2 separate regions of the Homo sapiens genome follow, and region 1 is linked to region 2. Evidence: chromatin loops called from intact Hi-C (ENCODE). Cell type or tissue: PC-3. All regions are shown on one strand. Links, peaks and the distances in the headings refer to the core of each region. The heading gives the core; the rest is flanking DNA. Region 1 overlaps LINC02981 (long intergenic non-protein coding RNA 2981). Region 2 overlaps LINC03095 (long intergenic non-protein coding RNA 3095).

Region 1 (8,433 bases), core at 1,844-6,843, 55 kb before region 2:
TCCTTGACCTTGGGCCAGCTGCTGGTCGCCTTTTCCCAACACTGTTGCCTGAGGGCTGTCAGCGCCCTCCCTGTAGCTGCGTCCCCGGCCTTTTCTCCTGGATCATCGTCTCTGTTGCTCTGGACACTATGGACATGTTTCTTTCCTGTGTCACCCTGTACTTCCTGGGATTTTGTGCTGTCACCCTTTTCCCTTTCTCCTTTTCTAGGACATCTTTGCCACTTCCTCTGCCCCACAGATTTAGGTCTCTGCAGAAGTTCACTTCTGGGTGTTTTTCTCTTATTTCCTATTTTGTATAGTCTTTCTTCCAATAGTCTCGTCTGCTTCCTCTGTTTCAATTAAAGCCTCTAAGCAGATGTCTTTGAGTTTCATTGGTTAGACCTTTCTAAGGTGCCTAAATTGTGGGGTCGTGTCAGGATGAGATTGTGCTTTTGATTGACCTTTGTACCCCCTAGCATAATGTCGTAAATATAGTAGAAGCTCAGATGATATTTGCTGAATAGCATTTGTATCCCCAAACTATTGGATGGTGGGATGTTGGGATCTCTCATTTTTTTTGTCTTTTTTTTTTTTTTTGGTAGAGATAGTGATATAGAAGTTAAAAAGAAATTGTTTAGGCAGATAGAAAGGGTTAGGAAGTCCTCAGTAATGTTTTCCTTTTAATGACTAGCAGCCCTCAAATCATTTCTTTTCTAACAAAGAGCAGCCTGTAACCTCAAGCTGCAGACATAGATAAGCAAGCTGGAAGCTTGCACCAGTAAATGCTGGCAGCTCTGCCAATAGGAAAAGGCTACCTGGGGGCCAGGAATGTTCAACATGGTGGCTCTAGCTTCCCTTTTCTTTGTCAACCAAGTGTACAGTAAGGAGCAGGCAACATGGCACCAGCCAGGTAGAGACCCCATCTGTATAATAAAAGATTAGGGTGGGATGGCTGGCCTCTTCGTGCACTACGCAAGTGTCACACTTGGTCTGACCAATCTCTTGAGCCCTGTGTAAATCAGACACTGCCTCCTCAAGCTCATCTATAAAACCCTGTGCATTTTACCACAAAACCGGAAGACCCACTCAGGTGCCTCCTGTCTCTGCAGGAGAGAGAGCTTTTCTCTTTTCTCTTTCTTTCGCCTATTAAACCTCTGCTCTTAAACTCACTTCTTGTGTGTCTGCATCCTCGATTCCCTTGGCGTGAGACAACAAACCTTGGGTATTTAACCTAGACAATGATGCTACTTTAATAGAATCTTGCTATGTTGCCCAGGCTGGTCTTGAACTCCTGGCCTCAAATGATCCTCCTGCCTAGGCCTCCCAAAGTGTTGAGATTATAGGTGTGAACACTGTGCCCAGCCGGGATCCCTTGTTTTGATGTCCTCTTGACATTGTGGTGAAGGGAAGCCAAGTAAATCTATAACCTTTCCCCTCCAAGACGCTGTCCCAAGAAACAGCCCTGGTTCAGGACAGTTGGTAGTCTGCCCTGTGCCAGTTCTCATAAATGACAGAGAAGCTTTCAGGATAGAAATCCTGGGAGTAATTGAGTCATGATTGGCACCCCCTGCACTGTTCCAAACTGACAACAAATGGGCATGGCAGCATACGCCTCTTCCAAGTGGCATCTAATTTCTCGAAGGTGACTTTACATTGCTTTACAGAGGCTGGCACACTGATTCAGGAGAGCCTACAGGGAGTCGCACCTGAGCCTGGTGCCTGACTGCAGCAGACAGCTGCCTAGTTAAGGCAAATTTTACAGTTAAATTGTGTTCTGCTTGGGAATTGGAAACTACTGCAGAAGGACAAATGCAAATGCAATTCCAGTGCAGGGCAGGAGCTTGTTAAGAGACAGCCCTGCTGCAAAACCTGAAATCTCCCTGGTTTCTGTTCAACTATTGCTTTGGGGAAACTCATGGGCCATTTTCTGAGGGGCTTTAAGGGAGGGAGGACAGAAGTAGCTTCAGTGCAATATGAATAACATGGGCTTTGGGGTGTGACCATGTCCATGTTATTACAAGCACAAGCATCAACCTGCCTGGTTTTAAATGCTGGCTCTACCACTTACAGGCTGGATAACCTTGGGCAAGTTACTTTAAATCTCTGAGCCTCAGTTTCCTCATCTGTAAGCTCTAAATAATAATACTTACCTTGTTAGAAGTTAAAAATACATAGATATAAAAACCTTAGCCCAGTGCTTGACATATAAGCCTTCAATCAATGCTAGCAATTTCACCATTATTATTACTGAATAATTGTGAGACCTTGAGCAAGTCACTTAACCTCATGGTGTCCTTTTCTCCATTTCTTGGGGGTGGTTTTGTGAGCATTAAGTAAAAAAAAAAAAAAAAAAATCTATGAAGCATTTGGCACAGGATGGGCCCTTCATAGGTGCTAGCTATTACTGTTATTATTATAAATAGCTGGATATAAACAAATTTGCTTCGCATACCTTAGGGTAGTGGGTACCTGCTGGTGAGGGCTCCCTGGAGAGCCAAATACATCCAAAAGAGCAAGAAAAGGACAAAGTCAGCATAAAGTTTAAGAGAAAAGGTCAAGTAAGACGGACCTGGTTTTCCAGTAAATGATCTGACCTCCCTCCAATGCGGCTTCCTTCTCTGTGAAATAGGGATCGCAATGACAATAGCCCTTCTGCGGAGTTGTGGTGAGGACCACCGTGCTTGTCAAGTGCTCAGACAGGAACTCTGACACACGGTCAGTGCCCATAAAATGTAGCTGTTGGTATTGAGAATGGTGGGCGGGCGGCAGGGTTAGTGCAGGATTATTGGGAAAGGGTTGAAGAGAGTGGGGAGGAGGGAAGGGGTGGGAAGAACAGGAGGGGGAGAGAGTTTTGCTGAACACCACCTAATAGAGATCCTAACTTGGAGGAGACAACCCTGTGTTTTGTCTGAGACTGCCTTTACCCTTCATGTGTCCCCTGAATGCATCTCTCATGGTGCCAAGAATAATGTCTTTTACAGAGGAGGTCATCAACAGATATTGATGGAATTAGAGGTTACCTCAGAGAGAGGATATGTGTTTGATCACTTCTTCAAGGTTCTGGAACTCAAGACCATGGTGTTCCAAAAAATGTTCATGTCTGGGATGGGTGTATGAGGTAGGGGGAGTCTCGGAATGCCAGCCATTCTTTCCCACCCATTACTGTGAACCAGAAGGATCTAATACATCTCCATGGGTAATGGTTTGATTCTTGACCAAAGAGGGTGGCACAAACCCAGAAGTGAGTCTTGTGAGAGCAACAGTCGAGCTCATTCAAAGTTCATTTGCAGCATATGCGGGGTGTCCCCACAACCTGGCAAGTCACAATTTAAAAGGAGACAGCAACACAGAAAGAAAGGAGTGAGTTTTACTCAGTGTGGTGCTGGGTGAGCCTGCACACTCGCAGGCCCGCTGCAAGAAAAGCTCTGTGAGTCTGGGATAGAGCTGAGTTCTACATCATCTGCTCATTGGCCAAATTGCAATGGGAAGGAAGGGCTGTTTATTTTCCTCCCAGAACAGGAATTCTCAGAAAATCGATTCTCCCTCATTGACAATGCATACTAAGTGATTGAAAGGCCATTAAACCCATTAATGGGGTGCTCTTTAAATAAAATAAGTCCCTAAAAGGGATCTTAGACTTGGCAAAGTCAGTAGAGCTGACAGTGTGCTGGGCCTGCCCAGGGACTGTAAATATACCAGAACAAATATAGGAGAGCAGGAGGGGGGCATGCAGACAGAGGATAAGGGAGGCAGTGACGACGAATAGCGTGGTGCACAAAGGACAAATGTTGCCAGACAAGCTTAATGGCTTTTATTTTATTTTTGACAGCATTTACAAAATGAGTAAATGAAGGGAAGTTTGCATCTTGATTTCAGTTAAACATTTGGCATTGCATCCCACCAAATTTCATGCACAAAATTAATTCAAATTGTTTTGGATGGAAGTGTGGTCACATGGGTGAAACTTGGCTGGCACTCCCTCCCTGAGCAGCAGGGGGAAGAAGGCGCCCCCTGCTGCGGTCAGCATGGTGGCAGAGCCTTGTTCTAATTCTCATCATAAACTGGGCTCCTCATTCTCTGGCTCCCCCTCTAATAATAATAATGATAATAATAATAATAACTTACATTAATTGATCACATACAAGTTCACGACATTTTATCTTATTAAGATAAAGTTAATCGGCCGGGCGCGGTGGCTCACGCCTGTAATCCCAGCACTTTGGGAGGCCGAGGTGGGCGGATCACGAGGTCAGGAGATCGAGACCATCCTGGCTAACACGGTGAAACACTGTCTCTACTAAAAATACAAAAAAATTAGCCGGGCGTGGTGGCGGGCACCTGTAGTCCCAGCTACTCAGGAGGCTGAGGCAGGAGAATGGCGTGAACCCGGAAGGCAGAGCTTGCAGTGAGCGGAGATCGCACCACTGCACTCCAGCCTGGGTCACAGAGCGAGACTCCGTCTCAAAAAAAAAAAAAAAAAAAAAAAAAAAGTTAACATTTCTCCGTAGTTCTTTTGGCCCCAGACATTTCTCTTTACTCTGTCTTCCTTTTTAAGCAGCTGTGTCGATCACCTCTGGGGACAAATGGGATAGAGTGTAGAGGATGTGGGGTCATGGGCAAATGTTTGGGAGAAACAAGAAAAGGCTTCGCTCCTCAGATGAGAAAGAATTTTTCGTGAGAGGCGATGTGAGCAGACAGGATGGAGGGCGAGGGTGGGGCCGTGCACCTGCTTTCCTAGGCAGAGGGACTGCCTGCAGGTACCACAGCCCAGACAGGGAGTGGCCTGGGGAATCCCCACAGAGACTCCTGCCACCTGCATGGTTCAGAGCCAGAGCAGCCAGGTCCAGATGGACCATTTGGGCAAGAATGTAGACCCTCGGGCAGCGACATTGCAGACTGAGTGGGGTGAGCTGGCTGCCTGCTGTGCCGTCTTTTCATAGAAAATGAGTTGAGTTATGAGAATTTTTTTCTGGCACACCTAAGATTGTGGAGGCATTATTAGCTCAGTGAGTCTGCACCGAAATGCTGTAACGGACAGTTCGGAAAATGGAGGCAAAGGCAGGTAAAGCAGTGGAGCCAGACGGGAACTAACGCAGGAATGCAGGAGCCCCTCTGCTGAGATTCTGCCCACCCCCAAGGGCAGTGAGAGCTTCCTGGTTCTATCCAAGTTACTCTTTCATCGAAGGGAAGGACCACTTGGTAACTATGGTGAATGCAAATAAACAGCCCCTCTGAAGAAGGCACTGATATTCCTGAAGCTCTGTTTCTTTTTCTGGTGCTGCCCCATAAAAAGCTGATCTCATTCCCTCATTCATTGATTCTTTTGTTTATTCAGTGACCTGTGTTGAGAACCTATTATATGTCAGGCGCTGGGCAGACAAGCCTAAGTCAGGCACAGCCTCAGCTCTCCGAGAGCTTGGGTGCTGGTAAGGGTGTACACACACATAGGCAGTTTTTTTTCAGGGTTATTTTTACTTTTTTAAATGTCCTGAACATGCTCCCTTCGTTGATCTATCTCAAATAGCATTTAACTAAATCTTTTTTTTTTTTTTTTGAGACGTAGTCTCACTCTGTCGCCCAGGCCAGAGTGCAGTGGCGAGATCTCGACTCACTGCAAGCTCTGCCTTCCGAGTTCACGCCATTCTTCTGCCTCAGCCTCCTGCGTAGCTGGGACTACAGGCGCCGGCCACCACGCCCAGCTAATTTTTTGTATTTTTAGTAGAGACGGGGTTTCACTGTGTTAGCCAGGATGGTATCGATCTCCTGACCTCGTGATGCCCCCGCCTCGGCCTCCCAAAGTGCTGGGATTACAGGCGTGAGCCACCGCCCCCGGCCTAACTTAATTTTTAAAATGTATCAGATTCAAAGTTTAATATTTGATTTTTTAAAAACCAGTAAACTCAACATATATTTGGTCAATTGAGTTTTGACAAAGGTTTCAAGGCAAACCAATTGGAAAAGGACAGTTTTATTAAATAAATGGTGCAGAAACAACTGGATATCTATTTTTTTAAAAAGAATCTTGACTCTTACCCCACACTATCACTTAAATGTAAAAGTTGAAATTATAAAACTTATAGAAGAAAAGATAGGAGTAAATCTCCATGATCTTGTCTTACGTAAAGTTTTCCTAGGACACAAAAAGCACTAATCATTTTTGTAAAAAGATAAATTTAACCTGATAAAATTAAAAATGTTGATTACTTGAAAGACTTTATAAGAAAATGAATAGGCAAATAAGATATTCACAAAACATATATATGACAAAAAGCATGTATCCAGAATATATGAAGAACTCTTACAATTCAATAACAGGAAAAATAACTCAGTTTTTAAAATAGACAAAAATATGAACAGTAACTGATATGGTTTGGATTTATGTCCCTGCCCAAATCTCATGTCGAATTATAATCCCCATGTTGGAGGAGGGGCCTGGTGGGAGGTGATTGGATCATGGGGGCGGATTTCGCCCTTGATGTTCTTGTGATAGTGAGTGAGTTCTCGTGAGATCTGGTTATTGAAAAGTGTGTAGCACTCCCCCTTCTCTCTTTATTCCTCCTCTGAAGTAGCAAAATGTGTCTACTTCCCCTTTGGCTTCGGCCATGATTTTAAGTTCCATGAGACCTCCCCAGCCATGCTTCCTGTACAGCCTGTGGAACTGTGAGTCACTTAAACCTCTTTTCTTTATAAATTACCCAGTCTCAGGTAGTTCTTTATAGCAATGCAAGAATGGACTAATGCAGTAACTTCACAAAAGAAAATATATAAATGGCCAAAAGCACATGAAAAGATGCTTAACATCACTAGTCATCAAGGAAATAGAAATTAAAACCACAACAAGGTATCACTACATACCTTGAGAATGGTTAAAATTTAAAAAGACTCACAATCCAAGGTGTTGGTGAGGATGTGGAACAATGAGAATGCTCATACATTGTTGGTGGAGATACAAAAATGGTCCAACTGCTTTGGAAAACAGTTTAGTAATTTCTTATAAAGTTAAATATACTGTTACTATATTACTCAACAATTCCACTACAGTTCTTGTTAGTTAACTGAAAGAAACCAAAACATATGTCCACACAAAAATTTATGCATGAATTTATTGATAATCATTACAAACTGGATGTTTCCAGTTTGCCCAAATGTGTATCAACCATTGAGTGGAGAAGCAAATTGTAGGATATCCACACAATGGATGTCCTTTTCCTACTCAGCAGTGAAAAGAAAAGGACTGCTGATGCCTGAAGCAAAACAGATGAATCTCAAATACATGATGCAGAGTGGAAGAAGCCAGATACCAAAGACCACATAATATTAATATGAGTTCATTTATATTAACTCATAGAAAAGGTAAAACTAATCTACGGTAGCAGAAAGCAGAGCAGTGGTCTCGGGGTTAGGGATGGGGGAGAATGACTACAAAAGTACACAGGAAAGCTTTTTGGTGATAGTAGTAGGCTGTTTCTTGATTGGGATGATGGTTACATGATGGGTGTACACAGCTGTCAAGACTCATTGAACTATCTACTTAAAGTGGAGGCATTTGTGTAGAGTTAGACCTCAAAAAATGGATTTAAAAATAACAAACCAGTAAAAAGTAATAAAAAAATTTGAATAAATAATCACATTTTATTTTTATCAAGGGTTCAAAATATATACACTAATTCCTTAACCAAATTTTCTCATAAAATAGAACAGTGTTACATGTAAGAAAAGCTCCTCATCTTGGCCATGTTCTCACTGCTATGTAAGGCATTTGAAGGTGAATGATACATTCACCGTCAAAATCAGAAACAGCAGGGGAGGAAGAGCTCCCTTAAAATCCTTGAGGGAATCATTCAATTCCTACTTATTGCCTTTTTTTTTTCCTTCCCAAGTGCCCAGGAGAGGTAGGACACTGGCCATTTATCTACATAGTGCCATGAAACTCACAAATATTCAATCTGCTGCCTCCCCTCTCCTTCCAGATTTCCACAGTGGTATAGAGTGTGAGACTGACTGGCTTCCCATTAGAGCCAGGAGAAGGGAAAAGGAATTTCCACACTGGCTTAAGAAAAGTACTGTCTGATGAAGAGTCAGCTTATTTTATTAACTGATGAAATGGCAAAAAGTTTATAATTAAACATACTATGTTTTGCTTTGAACATTATATTTCATTGACAAAAGTGTGCATTTTATAGCGGGCTGCTGACATCTGTTATAAACAAGGCTCTAGAATGGCGTCTGGGTGCATTCCCCCTTCCATAAAACGAGATTAAAGTGCCTTTGTGCTGTTGGAGGGATGCCTACGGTGTTCCATGGAACACGCCTAGAAAACAGAAGCTCTGTGGACACCAAGTGCTTCCTGGGAGGAGTCCTGAAGGTACTGAAGGAAGACGGAATTAACTGCAAAACTAAGCTCTGTCCCCCTTTGGGAATTTGTTAAGTTGGCAGGGGTTGATTTTTTGTTCT
Region 2 (8,433 bases), core at 2,169-7,168:
TTCTAAACAGAATTTTAATATATATAATTAGAGCAAAAAAAGTACAAATATAGGTGCATGAAGAAAAAATTAAGAAAATATCACCCATAATTCTACCATTCACTGAACATTGTGTGAGATAATCCATTAGACTTTTCTATTTATCAATCTATTTTTTTAATTAAAATTATATATTACACATGTGGTGTTATAATATGCTTTTACCATTTATATTCCAAATATCTTTTTATACTGATGGGTACATATTTTGATATGTGCTTCTTAGCCAGGCTTCTGCTGCCATCTGGAAGGTCCTCTGCAGGAGGTGGCCCCTGTGTTGCGGTCTGTGGACTGCGCTGCCCTTTCAGCTGTGCTCCTCTGTGTGTAGAGCCGAAGTAGGCCCACAGTGTGGGGAGAAGGCCCTGTAGAAGCCACAAGTGAGATACCATGAGCTGGGAGTGGGGTCATCTGGGTGGACAATGACCTGACCTGAGGATACTGGATCTCTGAGTCCTGGGAAAAGCACAGACCAGCATTATCAGGCACAGAGTGCTTTCTTTGCTTTTAGATTGACAGAGATGATGGTAATCTCACTCACTGGGCAAAGTAGGGGAGGTGGTGACATTACTCTGTTTGTCAGGGTGACCAGCAGCCAAGGGAGGCCACGGACACACTCAGGGGAGATGAGCACAGCCACCCCCTAGAATGAGGGTTTTTGATGTTTGCTTGAATGTTTTAATTGTGATAAAATAAACATAATATAAAATGTACTATCTTGACCATTTTTGAGTATACAGTTCAGTAGCATTGTATATTCACATTCTGGTGCAACCAATCTCCAAAACATATCATCTTGCAAAACTAAAACTCTGAATAGTACCCATTAAACAACTCCCTATTCCCATTCCCCTAGTTTCTGGCAACCACCACTCTGCTTCTGTTTTTAATGAGTTCGATTACTCTAGATACCTCATATAAGTGGAATCATACTGTATATGTCTTTCTTGTCTAGCTTATTTCACTTAGCATAATGTCCTCAAGTTTCATTCATGTTGAAGCATGTCTCAGAATTTCTTTCCTTTTTAAGGCTGAATATATTCCATTGAATGGCATATTAGTCCATTCTCATGCTGCTAATAAAGACATACCCAAGACTGGGTAATTTATAAAGGAAAGAGGTTAAATGGACTCACAGTTCCAGAGTCCTCACCATTGTGGCAGAAGGCAAATGAGGAGCAAAGTCACGTCTTACATGGCGGCAGGCAAGAGAGTGTGTGCAGGGGATCTCCCCTTTATAAAACCATCAGATCTTGTGAGACTTATTTACTATTATGAGACCAGTATGGGAAAGACCTGCTCCCATGATTCAATTACCTCCCACCAGGTCCCTCCCATGACACTTGAGAATTATGGTGGCTACAATTCAAGATGAGATTTGAGTGGGGACACAGCCAAACCATATTAAATGGAGATACCACATTTTGTTTATTCATCCATCGATGGATTTGGGTTGGGCTTCCACCTTTTGGTTACAGTGAAGAGTGCTGGTATGAACATGTGTGTGTGCAAATATCTCCTTGAGACCCTGGTTTCAATTCTTTTGGATGCATACTCATGAAGTGAAATTGCTGAATCATATGGTAATAGAATCATAGAATCTATAGAATCATTTGGTAAATGAATTTAAAGTAATTTTAATTTTTAATTTTTGAGTAACCACCCACTGTTTTCCATAATAGCTACACCATTTTACATTCCCACCAACAGTGCTCAAGGGCTCCAATTTCCCCACACCCTTGCTGACACTAGCAATTTTTTGGTTTTTGGGTCATAGTCATCCTAATGGGTGTGAGGTGATATCTCACTGTGGTTTTGATATGAATTTTCCTAACCTAGAACCAGTCCTGTAGAGGAAGTGGAAGTACCTCTGCAAGGTAGAGCCAGGCCCAGAGGCCAAGATGAAGGAATTGAGTTCAAGTCATAGCTTTGAGGTTGACTCCTAACCTGACACAACCCCATCAACGTCTCACTTTTCTCAACCATGCAATCAAGGATGCTAACACCATCCTACCTCTGTTTTCTGTATCACTACTAAGCAGCATTGCACTAATTTCCAAGGAAAACAAAGCTAATAACTTTGTTCCCAAGAGCCAGAGCCATATGTAAACATGAGGCACTCTGGGCAACTTGTCAAGGATCTACCTAAACACCCACAGAACAAGGCAGGACCCTGAAGTCACATCCCAGCTAACATTATCAGCAGCTCACTCTAAATCTTTCAGTGACATCTATATTAAAATATAATCCACTCTGAACCCAGTACTTAACAGTTTATCTGCACCATGAGCCCAACCATATGTCTCCACTTTTTGCCTCTTCAATGGCTTCAAACAAATTCAGAATTTTGAGTTTCCACTGTTTCGTTCTTGTAGCTACTAAGACAATAACAGATTAAATAGGATGAACCAAGCAGCCATACTTCTTGTAAAGTTATCCCCAGAGATAAATGTACAATGTTGTTTCAGAGGCTGTGGTGGTGTCTGCAGTGTAACTAAGGTTGACAGACTGCCTGCATGTGGGTGGCTGTCTCCTTTCCAGCTGTGACCAGCTGAATTATATCACCTGTCCCATTTGATGTATTAGGATATGCCCAAGCTCAAGATGCATGTTGCTGCAATAGGGAAATTAATGTCCACCACTGGAGGCAATTAATAATGATTAGGAGCAAAACAGCAGGGTTAAATCTGTGCATTTAAGAGAGTGTTCATACACTTTTATACTATATTTCAGTCTAGTTGCTCAAAGGAAAACAGAAAATCCTTTTGGGGGACTAGAACAATCTTATCTTAATTAACATGTAAACTTAGATGAAATGTCAAAATCGCTTCAATGAGACATGCTTATTCATTATTTACTTAATCCTCCCTTCCTGGGGTTAGAGAAAAACATTGCACAAAAGTAGCATAGTGTGGGGAGAAATGTTAAGACTGAGTCGAGACGCTTGTAGAACTCTTGCACTTATTGAATTGCTGCATTCAGTCCACGGATTGAGGTGAGTGAGAAATTCTTGCCTCTTTTATTTTACTATTCTGCAGTTACTATATTATAAAAAAGCAGGAAATTGGCAAACCATAGATTTGCAATGCTCAGTTTAGTGCAACTCCATAAAATCTGCCTGTAAAATGCTTAGTGGTAGGTAACTAACTTACATTTGGCGACTAAAATCTGGATGTAAATTTGAATAACAGAAACCTAAGCTGAACAAGGGATTTTCCTTCAAAGGTTCAGAAAATATTGAAAACTGATAGGTTATAAATCTGTCAGTTTAATGTACATAAACATACACGCACCTCTCACTAGGCATTTATGTCACCACGTGTTAGTGCAGAGCATATACAATACAAATATTTATTGATCAGTTATTTTATTAGGAAATTTCATTGAACAGATTCAAATATAACTGGCTGCCAGCTGGACTTTATAGCTCAGAGCAGATTATATACTTAACCTAAGAGATAATGCAATTCTCATTAATTAAAAACTATGAGATAAAGGTCTTGGAAAACTTCGAACCCTATTTTATTACGATGGAATCAAAAAGTAATTCCTTCTCTGTGAATCTGCAATGGCTACTGTGACTTTGAAGTTCTGTTGGCAACCTGGGCTCATGAGTCCAAGGCCACCTAAGGGCGTGGCTTCCCCTTGCATTTCCCTTCCGTTGTGCTTTCAAGAGTGTCTCAGTCTGCATGACCCTCCAACAGACTCAATTAAAAGCGAAAAATGCAGTCAATTATCAGTTATTTGGCTTACCTAACCCAGATATCCAGATATGCATTTGAACATAACTAAAATACTTGAATTTTTAATAGCACATATCAAATACTTGGCACCATTTTTCATGTGGATATTTAGTACCTTGTGCTCAAATAGCCACGCACTAGTTTAGTCCCAATTATTCATTCATGTATTTATTTATTCATTCATTTGTTCATTAAATAGTCTTTATGCCCTCATCACCCTTACTTTTCCATTTGCTTTGAAAATCTCACCAGGACTGAGCATGGCTAGGTTTCAGACAGAGTAAGCCTCTGGTTTATCTATCAATGGATCACATCACTTGGACTACATTGTTTTTATTATTTTTAGGAATCTGTTCATTCGACAGATATTTTTTGAGTACTCACCATGTGTAAAGCACTCTGCTGTATGGATCGCAAAGATAAAAAAAATAAAAGCACAAAAACTCTATTCTCAAGCTTAACGAAAGTGACCAAATGCCAACGTAGTGTTAGTCATTTTCCTCATTCTCACAACAAACCTGTGAAGTAGGCACTATTCCCATCTATACTTGAGGAAATGGCATCTCGAGAAGACTACTTTTTCCAGATGACTTTGATCTGTCCAAGTCACACAGTGGTGATGGCAGAGTCAGGATTCCAACCTCGGTCTTCTGTTTTCTGGCTCTGAGGTCTTGCCACCACACGGCACTTACCTCTTTAGGAGCTGGCCAGCCTAACGGCACATCTAGTGGTTATGTTTCCACAGCCAGGTGTGGATATTAGACCTTTGTCTAATATGCCAAAGACCTCTCTCTCAGTCAAACGTTCCTGGAATATCACTGGCAAAACTGCAGATTCATTGCATCTGTTCCAATTGTTAGACAATGCTGGTGCTTAAGGTGCAACTTCCCCGCCCATGCTCCAACCTCCATCTGCAAGTAAAGACAATATTGATCTTCCCAATGGCCCTGGCCCTTCCTCTGCATTTGCTTTTCAGCTTCCTGTTGGGTTCCTGGCTTTCTAGTCATGGGCCCTTTGGTGTTGACAATATGTTGGGCAGTTTCTTTTCAGTTTGATGAACTTGAGCTGCAGACTCAACTTGTTGTTCTGCCCCCTCCTCTAGTATAGCGCCCCCTGTAGGCATGGATGATCATCACCCACCCGCCTAGCCCTGGAGAGCCCACCTGGTGTGCCAGCCCCTGGTCCTCCTGCCCCTCCTTACCTCACCGAGGAGGAAGGCATGGGTAATTTGAGAAGAAGATGCCCTGGTTCTTAAATGGGGTACATTATAATCTTCTGGGGATTTGATTAAAAAATAGATACCTGAACCTTTCTCTAAACCTCCTGGATCTATAGAAGTGTGTTTCAGTCTGTTCCCCAGCTGAAGAGAAAGCACACAAAAACCTAAGAAGCACTGGTGCAATAAGAGGGTGCTATTGGCAAGCACACACCTTCCTACACTGGAATAAGAAACTTTATCAGGTTGAACCTTTTTTTAACCTCAAGAGAAAGACAAAAGGAAATAGCTAATTTGCTAATTATTTCAGAAGATTATTAATCTTGCAAGGTGTCACCACACAGACTTCAAACATGAGCAAAATCATAGGGATTGTACCCTTTTAGCATTTAGTAAAAGAAAATTGTATTTCCCTATTTAGAAAAAAAATCTGTATGCATTAGGGAACTGTTGGAGACCAGCCCTAAAGTTCTGAGGAGCTGTCCAAGAAACTGAGGATGAAAGATTTCACAGACTCAGTGCTTCTCCATTACCCAGCTCTGAGTCCAATTCAGCTCAAATGTTAGTGGGACATATATTGGACCCATATAGCTAATTTTAAAAGCCAAAATGTCAATGATAAGATGTACCTGAAAAAGAATTTAATAGGACGCCAAGGAAACACATTTTAAAACTCTTTATGTAATGGATTACGTTTATTGATTTGCATATGTTGAACCAACCTTGCATCCAAGGGATGAAGCCAACTTGATTGCAGTGGATAAGTTTTTTGATGTGCTGCTGGATTCAGTTTGCCAGTATTTTATTGAGGATGTTCACCTCGATGTTCTTCAGTGATACTGGCCTGAAGTTTTCTTTTTTTTGTTGTGTCTCTTCCCAGTTTTGGTAACAGGATGATGCTGGCTTCATAAAATGAGTTAGGGAGGAATTTTTTGCAATCTGCTCATCTGAAAAAGGTCTAATATCCAGAGTATGCAAGGAAGTTAAACAAATTTACAAGAAAAAAAACATCAAAAAGTGGGCAAAGGATATGGACAGACACTTCTCAAAAGAAGACATTTATGCAGCCAAAAAACATGAAAAAAAGCTCAACATCACTGACCATTAGAGAAATGCAAATCAAAACCACAATGAGATACCATTTCACGTCAGTCAGAATGGCAATTATTAAAAAGTCAAGAAACAATAGATGCTGGTGAGGCTTTGGAGAAATAGGAATGCTTTGGTAGTAATGTAGATTAGTTCCTGTTGGTAGGAATGTAAATTAGTTCAAGCATTGTGGAAGACAGTATGGTGATTCCTCAAGGATCTAGAACCAGAAATACCATTTAGCCCAGCAATCCCATTACTGGGTATATACCCAAAGGAATATAAATCTTTCTACTATAAAGGCACATGGACACTTGTGTTTATTGCAGCACTGTTTGCAACAGCAAAGTCATGGAACCAACCCAAATGCCCATTGATGATAGACTGGATAAAGAAAATGTGGTAAGTATACACCATGGAATACTACACAGCCATAAAAAGGAATGAGATCATGTCCTTTGCAGGGACATGGATGAAGCTGGAAGCTATCATCCTCAGCAAACTAACACAGGAACAGAAAACCAAACACTGCATTTTCTCATTCATAAGTGGGAGTTGAGCAATGAGAACACATGAACACAAGAAGGGGAACATCACACACCAGGGCCTGCTGGGGAGTTGGGGGTGAGGGGAGGAAAACTAGAGGATGGATCAATAGGTACAGCAAACTACCATGGCACGTGTATACCTATGTAACAAACCTGCACGTTCTGCACATGTATCCTGGAACTTAAAGTAAAATAAATAAATAAATAAATACTAATTATGACATTAAAAAACCTATTGGAAATGAAATATATTTTGCTTTGTGACTTGCAACCCAGTGTGACTTAATTATCCTGTATTTTCTTCTAAATGATCTCTGATAAAGAAATCTTTTTGCCAAAAAAAAAAAAACAACTAAAAACAAAAACCAAAAAACCCAAACCTCTTAGTGGGCCTTTTGCTTGGCTATTTTCTGCTTTAGTTAAGGATGCAGGCTTTCAAACACTGAAACATTAAACTTGTGTTTGGACTGGATTTGAGGAAGACAAGAAGCATTCATTGTTGAGGTCCCTGACCTCACAGGCATTATGACCCCGATGCCAACCTGGGCATGATGTGCTCCACGGAGGATTTTGGGCCCAGGGCTTTCTCTCTAGGTGACGGGCTTGAGTGTGGAAAGCTGACCCTTGGTGCATGGAGACTGACCAGCTGTGGCTTGACCTGCACACTGAGGATGGTGGCAATATTTGCTATTGAGGATGCCCAGCAGGAATTGTTGATGGCTGCCTAGTACCTGAGAGCAACTAGCAGATGGGCAGGGAGAAGCTCTGATGGGAGAGAAGCGTGGGTCAGTCATCTTAACTTTAAATAGAGTCAGTGTTCCTGACTTTCCTGCAACCACAATCAAAGGAAACAGCGTTGGAGGAGAGGAGAGAGTGAGTTACATACTGGCGTCACTCCCGGTATAGTGCATTTCCTTTGCCTGTACAGTGGACATAATGCTACCCACCTTGCAGGGCTATGAGGATTCAGCTGAATGAATGTGCTTAGCACAGAGCTTGGCACCTTGGAGGTGCCACTCGAGTGTAGTCTATTGCTACACTAGAGTGTAGTCTATTGCTGTATAACAAATTACCCCAAACTTGGCTACTGAAAACAATAAACATGTATTATGTCACATTTTCCATGGGACAGGGGACCAGGAGTGACGTAGTTGAGTGCATCTGGCTCCAGGTCTCCGTGAAGTACTCTCAAGGGCTACAGTTGGCCAGGACAGCAGTCACCTTATAAGGCTCAACTACTGCCAAAAGTTTTACCTCCACGCTCACTTACATAGTTGCTGGCGGGCCTCAGCTCCTTGCAGGCTGTTGCACTCAGGGCTTCAGGGTCCACCACACCACATGGCGTCTCCACAGGGTTGCCCACAACATGGCAGCTTGCTTCCACTAGGGCAAGTGATGAGAGACAGAGAGAGAACCCAAGACAGAATCCACAGACTTTCTAATCTCCAAAGTAACATTCAATCAATTCTGTCATATTCTGTTTTTTAGAAGAGATCCCACACTAAAGGTATTACACGAGGATGAGGCCATGAATGCCAGAAGGCAAGGACCGTTGGAGGTCATCTTACAACCTACCCACCAAAGCTTTGTCTTCAGTTTGGAGAAGTTTTGAGTTACTATTCGCAGCATACCAAGAACAGTATCTGCAATCAGTAACTGCCATGCAAGTATTTGTTAATAAAGGGTAAGTATTGTCTTGTGACACTTTTATAGAATATACATTAAGTGTACTGAGTTTCAATATAAACTGTATTTCTTATTGTGAGTAAAGGTCAAAAAAAATTTAGGATTTTGGTCTTTC

Evidence for each region. Hi-C counts contacts between places; a loop is a spot of excess contacts. Peaks named below come from ENCODE experiments on the same cell type or tissue, not always from the same donor. Only the 100,000 strongest peaks of a DNase experiment are listed, where the experiment ranks them.
Region 1: a loop joins it to region 2, with 2.9 times the contacts of the local background. A loop is called at or near these places in 3 of 110 quality-filtered maps.

Annotation. Positions count from the first base shown.
Region 1 is chr7:26,503,886-26,512,318 of GRCh38, forward strand. The region is part of intron 4 of LINC02981 (long intergenic non-protein coding RNA 2981); the gene reads left to right. Among named protein-coding and RNA genes, the nearest start is that of KIAA0087, 31 kb to the right of the region's middle. RefSeq lists enhancers at 4,358-4,858, 4,859-5,359. In PC-3, for the core only: a CTCF peak has its summit at 3,946; a DNase peak (open chromatin) is centred at 5,316; H3K4me3 peaks cover 939 bases; H3K27ac peaks cover 726 bases.
Region 2 is chr7:26,558,133-26,566,565 of GRCh38, forward strand. LINC03095 (long intergenic non-protein coding RNA 3095) reads left to right here. Exons shown (of 3, transcript NR_184281.1): 3 at 266-748. Among named protein-coding and RNA genes, the nearest start is that of LINC03095, 11 kb to the left of the region's middle. In PC-3, for the core only: a CTCF peak has its summit at 4,926 (motif pointing left); a DNase peak (open chromatin) is centred at 2,939; H3K4me3 peaks cover 1,477 bases; H3K27ac peaks cover 1,745 bases.